2 separate regions of the Homo sapiens genome follow, and region 2 is linked to region 1. A link is a loop called in an ENCODE intact Hi-C map of the cell type or tissue named here. Cell type or tissue: heart left ventricle. All regions are shown on one strand. Each heading gives the region's core, and the rest is flanking DNA. Links, peaks and the distances in the headings are about the cores only. Region 1 overlaps PSMG3-AS1 (PSMG3 antisense RNA 1). Region 2 has its middle 7.2 kb from the start of GRIFIN.

Evidence for each region. A loop is a pair of places that touch in the nucleus more often than their neighbours do. Peaks named below come from ENCODE experiments on the same cell type or tissue, not always from the same donor. Only the 100,000 strongest peaks of a DNase experiment are listed, where the experiment ranks them.
Region 2: a loop joins it to region 1, with 10 times the contacts of the local background. A loop is called at or near these places in 13 of 110 quality-filtered maps.

The regions. Positions count from the first base shown.
Region 1 is chr7:1,576,220-1,583,136 of GRCh38, forward strand. All of the region lies in intron 3 of PSMG3-AS1 (PSMG3 antisense RNA 1), which reads left to right. Among named protein-coding and RNA genes, the nearest start is that of PSMG3-AS1, 9.6 kb to the left of the region's middle. RefSeq lists enhancers at 1-330, 331-1,153. In heart left ventricle, for the core only: CTCF peaks have their summits at 3,442 (motif pointing right) and 3,642; a DNase peak (open chromatin) is centred at 3,462.
Region 2 is chr7:2,465,752-2,472,668 of GRCh38, forward strand. No RefSeq gene overlaps it. Among named protein-coding and RNA genes, the nearest start is that of GRIFIN, 7.2 kb to the right of the region's middle. RefSeq lists an enhancer at 5,341-5,944. In heart left ventricle, for the core only: a CTCF peak has its summit at 3,356 (motif pointing left); a DNase peak (open chromatin) is centred at 3,330.

The DNA of each region.
Region 1 (6,917 bases), core at 2,242-4,741:
CTGCCCGAAGGTCCTGTCTGTGTCTGTGGGTTAGTCTAGAGGCCTGACTGCATGGCGGGCTGGAGCAGGCAGACTGGACACAGCACGAGCACTTTCTGAATGCCGGAACTTTCCGAGGCCTTCCATGGCAGGTGGGGAGAGCCCTGCCCCAGAGGAACTGAGCCCTGGGCCTGTGGGGCTTTGCATCAGAGATTTCTGCATTTGGGAGGCTGCACTCAGACTGTGAAAGGCTTTTGCAAACCCAAACGGCTGTCATTCTGTAAGTCAAGTTACAACTGATAGCCACAGGGGATACTGCTCAATGCACCTCTGACAGCTAACAAAAAACAGAATGCAAATTCAAGCTAAAGATAAGGCTGGGCGTGGTGGCCCACGCCTGCAGACGTAGCTACTTGGGAGGCTGAGTTGGGAGGATCACTTGAAGCCAGGAGTTTGAGGCCACCCTGGGCAACATAGCAAGACCCTGTCTCTACAAAAAATAAATAAATCAGCTGGGCGTGGTGAGATGCACCTGTAATTCCAGCTACTTGGGAGGCTGAGGTAAGAGGATCGCTTAAGCCCAGGGGTCCGAGGCTGCAGCGAGCTATGATCATGCCACTGCACTCCAGCCTGGGTGACAGGAAAGTAAAGGAATAAAAGGGTGGCTACTCCCATAGGCAGAGCTTCCCTGGGTGCTGCTGACTGGCTATTGTTAGGGTTATTTCTTGATCACATGCTATACAAAGGGCTGAATTATTCATGCATTTTCTGGAAAAGAGGTGAGGAATTCCAAGAACTGAGGCTTCCTCACCTTTTTAGACCATGTTGGGTAACTTTTCGACGTTGCCATGGCATTTGTAAACGGTCATGGCACTGGTGGAAGTGTCTTTTCACATGTTAATGGATTATAATTAGCATGTAATGAGCAGTGAGGACGACCAGAGGTCGCTTTCCTCGCCATCTTGGATTTGGTGGGTTTCGGCTGGCTTCTCTACCACACTCTGTTTTATCAGTGGGGTCTTTGTGACCTGTGTCTTCTGAAACCCGTCCTGCTACCTCCTATCTCAGAGTCATGTAGTGTGTGTAGCCTTTCCTGATTGGCTTCTCCTATTGAAGATACTAATTCAACCAGGTTGTTGCCCACATCAGTAATTAATCTCTTTTTTTTTGCTGGGTAGTATAGTCTATTGTCTGGATGCACCACCGTTTATTTATCCATTCTTCTATTGAAGACATTTGGGTTATATCCAGCTTGGTCCACTATGAATAAAGCCACCATTGACCTTCATGTACAGGTGTTTGCGAGAACATAAATGTTCACTTCTCTTGGGAAATACTTGGGAGTGGGATTGCTAAGTAGCATGGCAGATACGTGCTTAATTCTAGAAGCTTCCAAGCTGCTCTCCAAAGTGTCTGCACCACTGTGCATTCCCTCCAGCAGTGCAGGCACGTCTCAGTTGCTCTGTATTCCTGCCGAACAGACATCTGTCCATCCATCCACCCATCCATCCATCCGCTCATCCATCCATCCATCCATCCATCCATCCACTCATCCATCCATCCACCCACCCATCCATCCGCTCATCCATCCATCCATCCGTCCATTCATCCATCCACTCACCCATGCATTCAGTCATCTATCCATCCATTCACCCATCTATCCATCCACCCACCCATCCATCCACTCATCCATCCACCCATCCATCCATCCACCCACCCATCCACTCATCCATCCATCCACCCACCCATCCATCCATTCAGTCATCTATCCATCCATTCACCCATCTATCCATCCACCCACCCATCCATCCACTCATCCATCCACCCATCCATCCATCCACCCACCCATCCATCTGCTCACCCGTCCATCCATCCATCCATCCATCTACCCACCCATCCATCCATTCATCCACCCATCCATCCACTCATCCATCCATCCACCTACCCATCTGTCCACTCATCCATCCGTCCACCCACCCATCCATCCACCCACCCATCTGTCTGCTCATCCATCCACCCACCCATCCATCCACTCATCCATCCATCCACTTATCCACCCACCCGTCCATCTGCTTATCCATCCATCCATCCATCCACCCGTCCATTCATCCATCCACTCACCCATGCATTCACTCATCTATCCATCCATTCACCCATCTATCCATCCACCCACCCATCCATCCATTCATCCATCCATCCACCCACCCACCCATCCATCCATCCACCCACCCATCCATCCACTCATCCATCCATCCATCCACTCATCCACCCACCCATCCATCTGCTCATCCATCCATCCATCCACCCGTCCATTCATCCATCCACTCACCCATGCATTCACTCATCTATCCATCCATTCACCCATCTATCCATCCACCCACCCATCCATCCGCTCATCCATCCATCCATCCACCCGTCAATTCATCCATCCATCCACTCACCCATCCATCCGCTCATCCATTCATGTATTCACTCATCCACTCATTCATCCATCCGATCATCCATTCATGTATTCACTCATCCACTCATTCATCCATTTACTCACCCATGCATTCACTCATCCATCCATCCACCCACACATCCATCCATTCATCCATCCATCCACTCACCCATCCATCCATTCATCCATCCATCCATCCGTAAGAGAAGTGTTTGCTTGGTCATTCACTCGATGAGCATTTTCTGCTGGAAGCTGATCCAAGGCCCCCTGCTACCACCCCCATGAAGATATAAGACAGACAATAAACAAATGCCTGCAGGTCAAGGCAGAGCCAGGAAAAGCAGAAATGACCCTACTGCCAACAAGTAGAACAGGAAGTAATTTCAAAGAGATTTGAAAGGAAGGAGAAAATGCTCCCCTACGAAGACAGCTGAAAAAAAGAATGAGATGGGCCCGTAAGCAAAGACCTCCTGGAAATACAGGACCTCCTGCCTGGTGGAGAAGGCCAGCAGTGATGCCGTGTCACCAAGGTCGACTGGGGTGGTGGGGCAGAATTAGGTGGGACTTCCAGCTTTCAACATCCACACATATTCTATATGAATTTTTTATAGTTGACATTTTTGTTGTTTTTTGTTTTGTTTTCCACAGGGTCTTGCTCCGTCGCCCAGTCTGGAGTGCAGTGGCAAGATCTCTGCTCAGTGCAGCCTTGAACTCTCAGGCTCAAGAAATCTTCCCGCCTCAGCCTCCCAAAGTGCTGGGATTACAGGTGTGAGCCACTGTGCCCGGCTATAGCTAACATTTTATTTTTACAACCAAAAAAGAAATAAAAAGGGAAAATAAGGAAAAATACTTGCAGTAGTTGTAGCCAGGGAGGTTAGCGTTGGACAGACACACCTGTGAGCCACAGGTGCACCCCAGGAGGGGATTTGAGCGGGGTCCTGGCAGGAATGAGGGCAGGAAGGAGGAGCGACTGGACTGTCTCCAGCCACTGGGAAGCCGCGTCAGGAGGGCATGTTTCCAGTGAACGCCTCTGGGGGGCAGCAGAGGCCACAGAACGCTCCTGTGCAGCGCTGGGGCTGGGCTGGGGCTGGGTCCAGAGTTGGGGAGGGAGGGAGGTGTCTTATTCTCCTCACTCTCTGGTTGGGGGAGGGAGGTCCTCCTCCTCCTCTCCGAAATTATGCATCTTCCTAGGAGGCCAGGAGCCAGTTCATCCCTCTGTCTCTCTCTGTCTCTTTCTCTCTGTCTCTGTCTCTCTCAGCCTGTTTCTCTTTGTCTGACGGTCTCTCTCTGTCTGTTTCTGTCTGTCTGGGTCTTTCTCTTCTCTTTCTCTGCCTACCTCTCTGTCTGTCTGTCTGTGTGCCACTCTCTGTCTCTTTCCTCTCTCTTGGTCTCTTTTTCTTTGTCCGTCTGCCTGTCTGTCTCCATGTGTCTATTTGTCTGTCTGTCTCTGCATCTCTGTCTATGTCTGTCTCTGTCTCTCTTTCTCTTGGTCTGTCTGTCTGTCTCTGTCTCTCTCATTTCTGTCTCTCTTGGTCTGTCTGTCTGTCTCTGCATCTCTGTCTGTGTCTGTCTCTCTCTCTTTCTCCATCTGTCTGTCTGCCTGTCTCCTTCTGTCTCCCATGGCCTGCCTGTCTCTGTCTCTCTGTCTGTCTCTGTCTCTCTGGTTTCTATCTCTCTTGGTCTGTCTCTTTCTCTGCCAGCGTGCCTGTCTGTGTGTGTCTCTCTGTCTCTTTCTCTCACGGTCTGTCTCTGTTGGTTTCTCCGTTTGTCTGTCTACCTATTTCTTTCTGTCTCCTTTGGTCTGTCTGCTGTGCATCTGTCTCTGTCTCTGTCTCCTTTTCTCTCTCTCTCTCTCTGTCTTTCTCTTATCTGGGTCCCTCTCTCCCCATCCAGTCAGCTAATGACAAAGCACTTTGTCTTTGGAAGGTGTTGGCATCTGTAATTGACGTCACAGGCACCTGCTGAGCCTGACCCCGTGCTGGCTCTGCAGAGGTAGCCAGGACACAGGCCCAGCCCGCAGTCCTCTGGGGAGACGGGCCAGGCGCACGCAGGTAGAGGATTATAAATCAGACAAGGACATGACTGTTCAGAATCGGGCCCGGGGAGACAGAAGCTGGAATAGACTGTCAAGGCCATAACAGAAGCGCAGGGCCTGTGTGTGCCGGTGCCGGGTCCTCTGCAGTTGCTGTTATTGGGCCTCAGCCTCAGCTCTGACCTTCCTGGTAGCCCTAGAGAAAAGGGAAACGAGACCGGGCAGCCAGGTTCCTGACTCCCTGTCCTGGGCAAGGAGCCTCCCGGCTGCTCCGCGAAAGCGCCGTGTTCTGAGCTGCTCACAGCCCTGCGGCTCTCTCTGGGGCTTTCTGAGGGTCTCTCTGGTGTCAGGGCAGTGCATGGGCACTCTGTCCAGCACATGTGTGGCAGGCTCACGCTCTTCTCCTGGGACATAGCTCCAAAGGACAGGGCGTTAGGATGGGAGGTGGCCCAGGGACCCCGCCTCCCCCAGGGCCAGGTCTGGGGGCTCCTGGCTGGGATGGTGTTTTATTTTCTTCTATTTTTAACTTAAAAAATGACGATATAAGCACTGCATGTGGTGGCTCACACTTGGAATCTCAACACTTGGGGAGGCCAAGGTAGACAAATTGCTTGAGCCTAGGAGATCAATACCAGCCTGGGCAACATTGCAAGACCCTGTCTCTACAAAAAATTTAAAAATTAGCCTGGTGTGGTGTCATGCTCCTGTGGTCCCAGCTACTAGGGAGGCTGAGGCATGAGAATCGCTTGGGCCCAGGAGGTTGAGGCTGCAGCGAGCTATGATTGCACCGCTGCACCCCAGCCTGGGTGACAGAGCCAGACAGACTGTGTCTCTTAAAAAAAAAAAAAAGTTTTACTTTGCATACAGTAAAATGCACTCCTTTCGTGTTTTGTTCTGTGAGTTTTGACAAATGCAGACCATCTTACAGCCATAACCATGACTGAGACCAGCCTGGCTAACACAGTGAAACCTCATCTCTACTAAAATACAAAAATTAGCTGGGCATAGTGGCGGGCACCTGTAATCCCAGCTACTCGGGAGGCTGAGTCAGGAGAATCGCTTGAACCTGGGAGGCGGAGGTTGCAGTGAGCCAAGATTGCACCACCGCACTCCAGCCTGGGCGACAGAGCGAGACTCTGATGCAAAACAAAAACAAACAAACAAAGACCCCAAACCAACGACGTCCTCCCCCAATCCCCTCACCGTCTTTTGCCGTCAGCCCTCTGCCCGCTGAAGCCCTGACCCGCTCCCTGCCTTGTCTCCAGAATGTCGCCCATGTGAGATTGTACATCAAGTGCCAGCTTGACTTTGGTGGGGGTGAGCTGTACACGTGTGTTACCAGCACATATGTGTAAGTGTGTGCGGCTGTGAGCATGGAAACCTGTGCATATGTGGTGTGTTCGTGGAGGGGCTGTGGGACCTGAGGACTCACCACTGTGTGGCTGGGACCAGCTCTGTCCCTGCCTCTCCGGTCCCTCTGGCCCCTCTGTGCCCACCTGGTCACTGCATTCACCTACACATGCAGCCTCAGCTCCTCCCGTGGTCTCCCTGCTCTTGCCTTTGTTCCTGAGGGAAGCCTGTGGACCCTGTGCCCAACCCATTGTCCATCTTCCTGACTGTCTCTCCTGGTCCATGAGCCGAACACTTTTTATCTTCTTTTTTTTTTTTTAAAGACAGAGTCTCATTCTGTCGCCCAGGGTGTGGTGCACTGATGCGATCTCACCTCACTGCAACCTCCACCTCCCGGGTTCAAGCGATTCTTCTGCCTCACCCTCCCAAGTAGCAGGGATTACAGGCGTACACCACCACGCCTGGCTAATTTTTGTATTTTTAGTGGAGACAGGGTTTTGCCATATTGGTCAGGCTGGTCTCAAACTCCTGACCTCGAGTGATCCACCCGCCTCGGCCTCTCAAAGTGCTGGGATTATAGGCCACCACGCCCATCCTATTTTAATTTTTCTTTTTCTTTCTTTTTTTTTTTTTGACAAAGTCTTGCTCTGTCACCCAGGCTGGAGTGCAGTGGTGCGATCTCAGCTCACTGCAACCTCCGCCTCCCCGGTTCAAGCGATTCTCCTGCCTCAGCCTTCCGAGTAGCTGGGACTACAGGCGCGCACCACCACGCCTGGGTAATTTTTTGTATTTTTAGTAGAGACAGGGTTTCACCGTGTTAGCCAGGATGGTCTCGATCTCCTTACCTCATGGTCTGCCCGTCTTGGTCTCCCAAAGTGCTGGGATTACAGGCAAGAGCCACTGCGCCCAGCCTTTAATTTTTGATCGCAGTAAAATGCACATCACAGAAAATCAGCATCATGACCACGTCCCACTGCAGAGGTCAGTGGCACTCAACACATTTACATTGCTGTGCAACCCTCAGCACCTGTCTCCAGAGCTCTTTCATCTCCCCAAACTGAAACTCTGCCCCCATGAAACCCTCACTCTCCATCCCCCCTGTGACCCCCGGCACCC
Region 2 (6,917 bases), core at 1,849-4,348, 890 kb after region 1:
GCTAAAAAGGCTGGGGACCGCTGGTGTAAAGTGAGGGTCCAGTGTCTTTTCTTGTGCATGGAGACGCAGCCTTCCCAGCCCCATGGGTTTATCTGTGCTGATTTTTCACTTCTTGTTCTGACCAGGAGACGCCTGGCTCCCATGATGCACAACTTACTTATTTGTTCAATCCCAGTGTTCGTTGTTTCAGAATTGCTAAGATGTACCCCTGGGAGAACCAAACCTACTAACTAGAGTCCAGTGTTTGTACACAGTTGGTTTTGTCCTGAGCTTCAGGATGTAGACAAAACAGTGTTGTCCAAAATCATTGAGAGCAGCCTCTCCCCCACTCCCTCTCCCTGAGTGATGTCACACATTTGTAATTCAATTAGAGTCCGTTGTCACAGGCCGCGTTCCTCCTGGGTTCCCCTGACATCCTGGCTCATTTAAAAAAATTTGCATACAGCGAAGTTCATTCTTTGTGCTGTGGACTTGCATGGGTTTTGAAAAATGCAAGGAGTCACGCGTCCACCGCTGCACCCGACAGAACAGCTCCAGCTCCGAGACCATTTCCCGGGCAGCGAGAACCCCTGCCCACCACTGCCTATGATATTTAAGAAAAAAAGACAAACAGATTTTTTGAGATGCAATTCACATACCATGCAATTCATTCATTAAAGGTAAAATTCCATCATTTTGGGCATGCTGTATTGCCATTTTTTTTTCCTTTTTGTGGAGAATGGGGTCTCACCATGTTGCCCCGGCTGGTCTTGAACTCCTGGGCTCAAGCGATCCTCCCGCATCTGCCTCCCTAAGTGCTGGGAGTTCAGGCATGAACCACCATGGCTGGCCTAAACTTTCTTGTATGTGTGTGGTAAAATACACATAACAAGCCGAATACAGTGGCTCATGCCTATAATCCCAGCACTTTGGAAGGCTGAGGCAGGAGGATCACTTGAGCCCAGGAATTCAAGGCTGCAGTGAGCTGTGGTTGAGCCACTGCACTCCAGTGTGGGCAACAGAACAAGACTCTGTCTCTACAAAAAAAAAAAAAAATACGTGTAACGAACAATTTGCCACTGTAACCATTTTTAAGCGTACAATTCAGTGGCATTGATTACGTTCACGATATTGTGCAACCATCGCCCCATTACCAAAACTTTTTCATCATCCCAAACGGAAACTCGGATGATTTCTTTTTCTTTTTTTGTGATTTCTTAAATGAGCCTGCAATGTAACAAAGTTTCACAGTATTGTAGGTACACATGGAAAAATGCAATGAATATTGGCTCATGCCTGTAATCCCAGCAATTTGGGAGGCCGAGGCGGGCAGATCACCTGAGATCAGGAGTTCGAGACCAGCCTGGCCAACATGGTGAAAACCTGTCTCTACTAACAATACAAAAAAAAAAAAAAATTAGCTGGGCTTGGTGGCGTGCACCTGTAATCCCAGCTACTTGGGAGGCTAAGGCAGGAGAATTGCTTGAACCCAGGAGGCGGAGGTGCAGTGAGCTGAGATTGCACCACTGCACTCTAGCCTGGGTGACAAGAGCAAAACTGTCATAAATTAAAAAAAAAAAAAAAAAAAAAGCATGAAACCCAAGATAGGTAGGTAATGTGTGGGGCAACTGCAGTAAAACCTTCACGTTGAATCCAGGGGGTGGGTATGTGGGTGCTGGCTGAAAAATATTTCAACTTTTCTTTTCTTTTGAGACAGGGTCTTGCTCTGTCACCCAGGCTGGAGTGCAGCAGGGCAGTTAACAGCTCACTGCTGCCTCCGTCCTCCCGCCTCAGCCTCCCAGGTAGCTGGAACTACAGGCACATGCCACCATGCCCAGCTAATTTTTTTATTTTTATTTTTATAGAGACGAGGTCTCACCATGTTGCCCAGGTTGGTCTTGAACTCCTGGGCTCAAGCAATCCTCCCACCTCAGCCTCCCAAAGTGCTGGGATTACAGGTGTGGGCCACTGTACCTGGCCTATTTCAACTTTTCTATGTGTTTGAAAATTTTCATAATAAAATGTTGGGGAAAATGTTTGTGGATTTTAAAAGTGCACCCTGGCCTACCATAGCACCCCCAGCTCTCGGTCCCCTATTCAGGGGCAGCCTCTGAAGCCAGGTTTTCCAAATCCTTCCAGAGGCAGTCAGTCAGCAGTCAAGCATCTGCACGTCTCTTCTCTGTCCCACCAGTGAGGCAGGCCTTGGCAGCAGACGGGTCTTGGCCTTGTTCTGCCCTTGCCTTTTTATTGTTGTTTGTTGTTGTTTTTTGAGATGGAGTCTCACTCTGTCACCCAGGCTGGAGTGCAATGGCACAATCTTGGCTCACTGCAACCTCCGCCTCCCGGGTTCAAGCGAATCTCCTGCCTCAGCCTCCTGAGTAGCTGAGATTACAGACGTGTGCCACCATGCCTGGCTAATTTTTTTGTATTTTTAGTAGAGACATGGTTTCACCATGTTGGCCAGGCTGGTCTCGAACTCCTGACCTCAAGCGATCCTCATGCCTCGGCCTTCCAAGGTGCTGGGACTACAGGCACATCCACCGCACCTGGCCCCATCCTCTGCTCTCAGAAGGGAGGAACCACCCTGGGGCTTCATGGTCACCCCCTACACATATGGCCCTGATGGGTCCCCAGCCCTGCCTGGGTGGTGCTGAGCCCATGTCGGCCTCCCAGGAGCCCAGGCTGGCTGAGCTGCAGGAAAATCCGTGTCATCCCTGCACTGACATTGGCCACAGAGAGAGGCAGGACAGCTGTCACTGAACCTGCAGGAAGCAGGTGAGTGAGGCACAGGAGTCCCGGCCGCGATGGGGGTGTGGGGGGCACTGGCAGCTGCAGCAGGCCAGGCTGAGACTTCCTGGGGCTGGTGGACCACTCACTTCCTTGGTGGGGATGGAGGCAGGTGGACCCACGTGGACCATATCCTACTGCACTTGCCCGGCCCTGTACGTGCCCCTCCTCACAGCCACCCATCTTACAGAAGGGGAAACTGAGACTGTGATTCACTCAGGTCCACGCAAGGTTTCTTCTCCCACCATTCAGCTCGGAGCCGAGCTCTGGGCTCTGCAGCAAACGGGACAGGCTGGGCCAGCTCCCCTCCCTGGTTCTCCTCCTCTCAGCCCCTGGACTCAGGCCCAGGCTGTCCTCTTGTGGAAACCAAAACTGTGGATTCAGGAATGCGGGTCCGCCTGCCCCGAGCTGGAAATGCGGGTCCACCTGCCCCGAGCTGGGAATGCGGGTCCACCTGCCCCGAGCTGGGAATGCGGGTCCACCTGCTTGCCCTGAGCTGGGAGTGCGGGTCCACCTGCCCCATGCTGGTAAAGGAGCTTTGCTCCCTGGCTTTGGGTTGAGGCCATGTCGGGAGTGCCCTCTGCTGGCCGGTCTGTTCCTCACGGGGCCCTGAGAGGGCTCCCGTGGGGAGGGATCAGCAGGGCATCCCCCCACCCTGGGGAGACCACCAACCTCTGTCCTGGTGGAGAGGGAGGAACAGAGCAGAGGCCAGAACAGGGGAGAAGTTGGTTTTAAAGCAGAGGTTTCGGCCGGGCGCGGTGGCTCACGCCTGTAATCCCAGCACTTTGGGAGGCTGAGGAGGGTGGATCACTTGAGCCCAGGAGCTCGAGACCAGCCTGGGCAACATGGTGAAATCCCGTCTCTACTAAAAACAAAAATTAGCTGGGCGTGGTGGCTCATGCCTGTAATCCCAGCACTTTGGGAGGCCAAGGTGGGTGGATCACCTGAGGTCAGGAGTTTGAGACCAGCCTGGCCAACATAGTAAGACCCCGTCTCTAATAAAAATACAAAAATTAGCCGGGCATGGTGGTGTGCGCCTGTAATCCTGGCTACTCAGGAGGCTGAGGCAGGAGAATTACTTGAACCTGGGAGGCGGAAGTTGCAGTGAGCTGAGATTGCGCCACTGCACTCCAGCCTGGGTGACAGAGCAAGACTGTGTCTCAAGAAAGAAAGAAAGAAAAGAAAGAAAGAAGGAAAGAAAGAAGGAAAGAAAGAAAGAAAGAAAGAAAGAGGGCAGGGAGAGAGGGAGGAAGGGAAAGAAGAAAGAAAGAAGGAAAGAAAGAAAGAGAGAGAGAGAGAAAAGAAAGAGAAGGAAGGAAGGAAAGAACGAAGGAAAAAAGGGAAGAGGGGAGGGGAGAGAAGGAGAGAAGAAAGCAAGCAGAAGTTTCAGGCCAGGCACTCCTGGGGGCAGCTTTGCCTGCAGCCGATACCTTCTTTAAGTCTCACCATAGTGGCAGGTGTTTCAAAACAGAGATAGCAGACAGCACTTGAACCTCAGATGTTTTAAATTCAGAAGATCTGCCTGCTCTGGGTCCACAGGTCCCTGTGCATGGTTGGAAGGAGCTGGGCAGGATGGGGGTGGGGGCAGTGTGTGTTTCTGTTAGGCACAGACCCCACCAACCCCTATTGCCCTGTGTCCGCCTGCCTCACTTAGGCACGTTTGCCCTCCTGGCCCTGTGAGCATTTGAGTCGCTCCTTGACCCCGCAGAGAGCCTGGAGCTTTTGGCCGGCACGTGTCGTTAGGAGGCCTGTGGACCTGACCCTCCAGGGGCTGCAGCCTCCTTACCCGGGCAGCTGTGTTTCCCTGGACAGGCCCAGCCCAGGGCATCTGCCTGAATCTCACCCCAACTCCAGACAGAGAACTGAAGGGGAGACAGGTTCTCCCAGAGACGCGGCTTAGCGCGCCGGGGGCAGGGGCTGCCCTGCTCGACCTTCCGCAGCCGCTTTAGCTGGAGACAACACCCTCCTGATGCCTTTTGGTCTCTGGAGGCGTCAAGGAGTGTGTGGGCACTTTCTAAGGGGCCTCTGCCATGACACAGGGGAGGAGCAGATTTAAGTCAGCTCTGGAATTTGCTTCTGGTCAGCAGAGCGATGGGCTGCTCTGGGGAGGTAGTGAGCTGGCTGTCCTAAAAAGAGTTCAAGTGGAATGTGCTCTGGGCCAGCCTGGGGGCTGGGGTAGGACCTGGTCCCTGGCATCCAGATGAGGCAGTGTGATGGGAGGGAAGGGCCTCAATGAAAGCCAGGGCTGCAAGAGCCCAGCAGGAGGTGAGGGAAGGCTTCCCAGAGGAGGTGTCTTCTGAGCTGAAGGGGCAGGTGGGGGAATGGGCCACTGGGGCTGCAGCTCTGGGCTGAGGCCAGATCAGAAAGGAAGCTGCGCTTTGTGCTGAGGGCGGTGGGAGCCATGGAAGGTGTGATAGGAAGGGCAGCAGCTCCTCCAGCAGGATGCGTGGAGACCATAGCTCCCTGCACCCCATTTTATGGATGGGGAGACTGAGGATCAACATTGCTTCAGGGTCTGGGGCCCCTGTGGTCTGGTTTGCAAACTGGAGTGAAGGGCCAGCTCCAACTCTCACTTGCTGAGCAACCCTGAGTGAGTCACTCAGTCTCCCCGAGCCTGTTTGTACGTCTGTAAAATGAGCCTCACACTCCACACCTTGCCAAGTTCTTGGGAGAAGGTGCAGGCCTGGTCCCCGGGTCGTCCCCAGCCTCAGCCACCCCACAATAAGAAAAGAGCCTGTCATCTCACACTTTTGCACACTCTCACCTTGCATGGCTGTTGGGGAGGCAGAGCTTTGCGGGGAGGGAGGCTTTTGTTTGCAGGGAAACTGAGGCCCAGAGAGGGTGAGCAGGCAGCTTGGGTCTCAAGGCAAGGCCCTGGCAGGCCAAGCCGGACATCTTCCCTGCCGGGCTCAGAGACCCCAGGACCAGGAGCGGGCAGGCCTGAGCACAGATCCAGGTCCCGCTGTGTGGGTCCCCACTTCCCCACGCCCCAGTCCCGCCCAGGGCCAGGGCTTGTCAGTGCATGTCTCCCAGCTGTCCTCAGCCCCTCCCGGTGGACACAAAGGCCAGGCCTCTCGAAGAGGCGAAGAGGCAGCAGGAAGGGGCTCCTGCCAGCTGGGCTGTGGATGCAGGCGGGGAAGTGAGTGGAGACAGGAAGGAAGCCGCACAGCTGGAGACTGGGCCGCCATTGTGTCACCTGGAGCGGGGGCGCCGTGGTCTGCCCTCAGATGCCTCCCCAGCGCTGGAGGGCAGCGGGGGTTGCTGGGCCCTCCTCTCTCCGGGCCCCACCCTTCTGCTGACTTCCTGCCCCCACCCCAGCCTCAGTTTCCCCATTTATAAAACCTTAGGAGGCAAGACCTGTGGGAATTATACAGTAGCATTATAACAAGTGCCAGGCCGGGTGCGGTGGCTCATGCCTGTAATCCCAGCACTTTGGGAGGCCAAGGTGGGCAGATCACCTGAGATTAGGAGTTCGAGGCCAGCCTGGCCAACAGGGTGAAACCCCGTCTCTACAAAAAATTTAAAAATTAGCCGGGTGTGGTGGCGCACACCTATAATCCCAGCTACTCAGGTGGCTGAGGCACGAGAATTGCTTGAACCCGGGAGGTGGAGGTTGCAGTGAGCCAAGATTGTGCTACTTCACTCCAGCCTGGGCAACAGAGCAGGACTCTGTCTCAAAAAAATAAATAAATAAATAAAGAAATTAGTGAGGGGTGGTGGCTCACACCTGTAATCCCAGCACTTTGGGAGGCTGAGGCAGGCGGATCACCTGAGGTCAAGAGTTCGAGACCAGCCTGGCCAACATGGAGAAACCCCATATCTCCTAAAAATACCAAATTAGCCGGGAGTGGTGATGGGTGCCTGTAATCTCAGCTACTCGGGAGGCTGAGGGAGGAGAATCGCTTGAACCTGGGAGGCAGAGGCTGCTGTGAGCCAAGATTGCACCACTGCACTCCAGCCTGGGCAACAGAGTGAGACTCTGTCTAAAAAAAAAAAAAAAAAAAAAAAAGACTGGGCGTGGTGGTTCATGCCTGTAATCCCAGCACTTTGGGAGGCCGAGGCGGGCGGATCAAAAGGTCAGGAGATCGAGACCATCCTGACTAACATGGTGAAACCCCGTCTCTACTAAAAATATAAAAAATTAGCTGGGC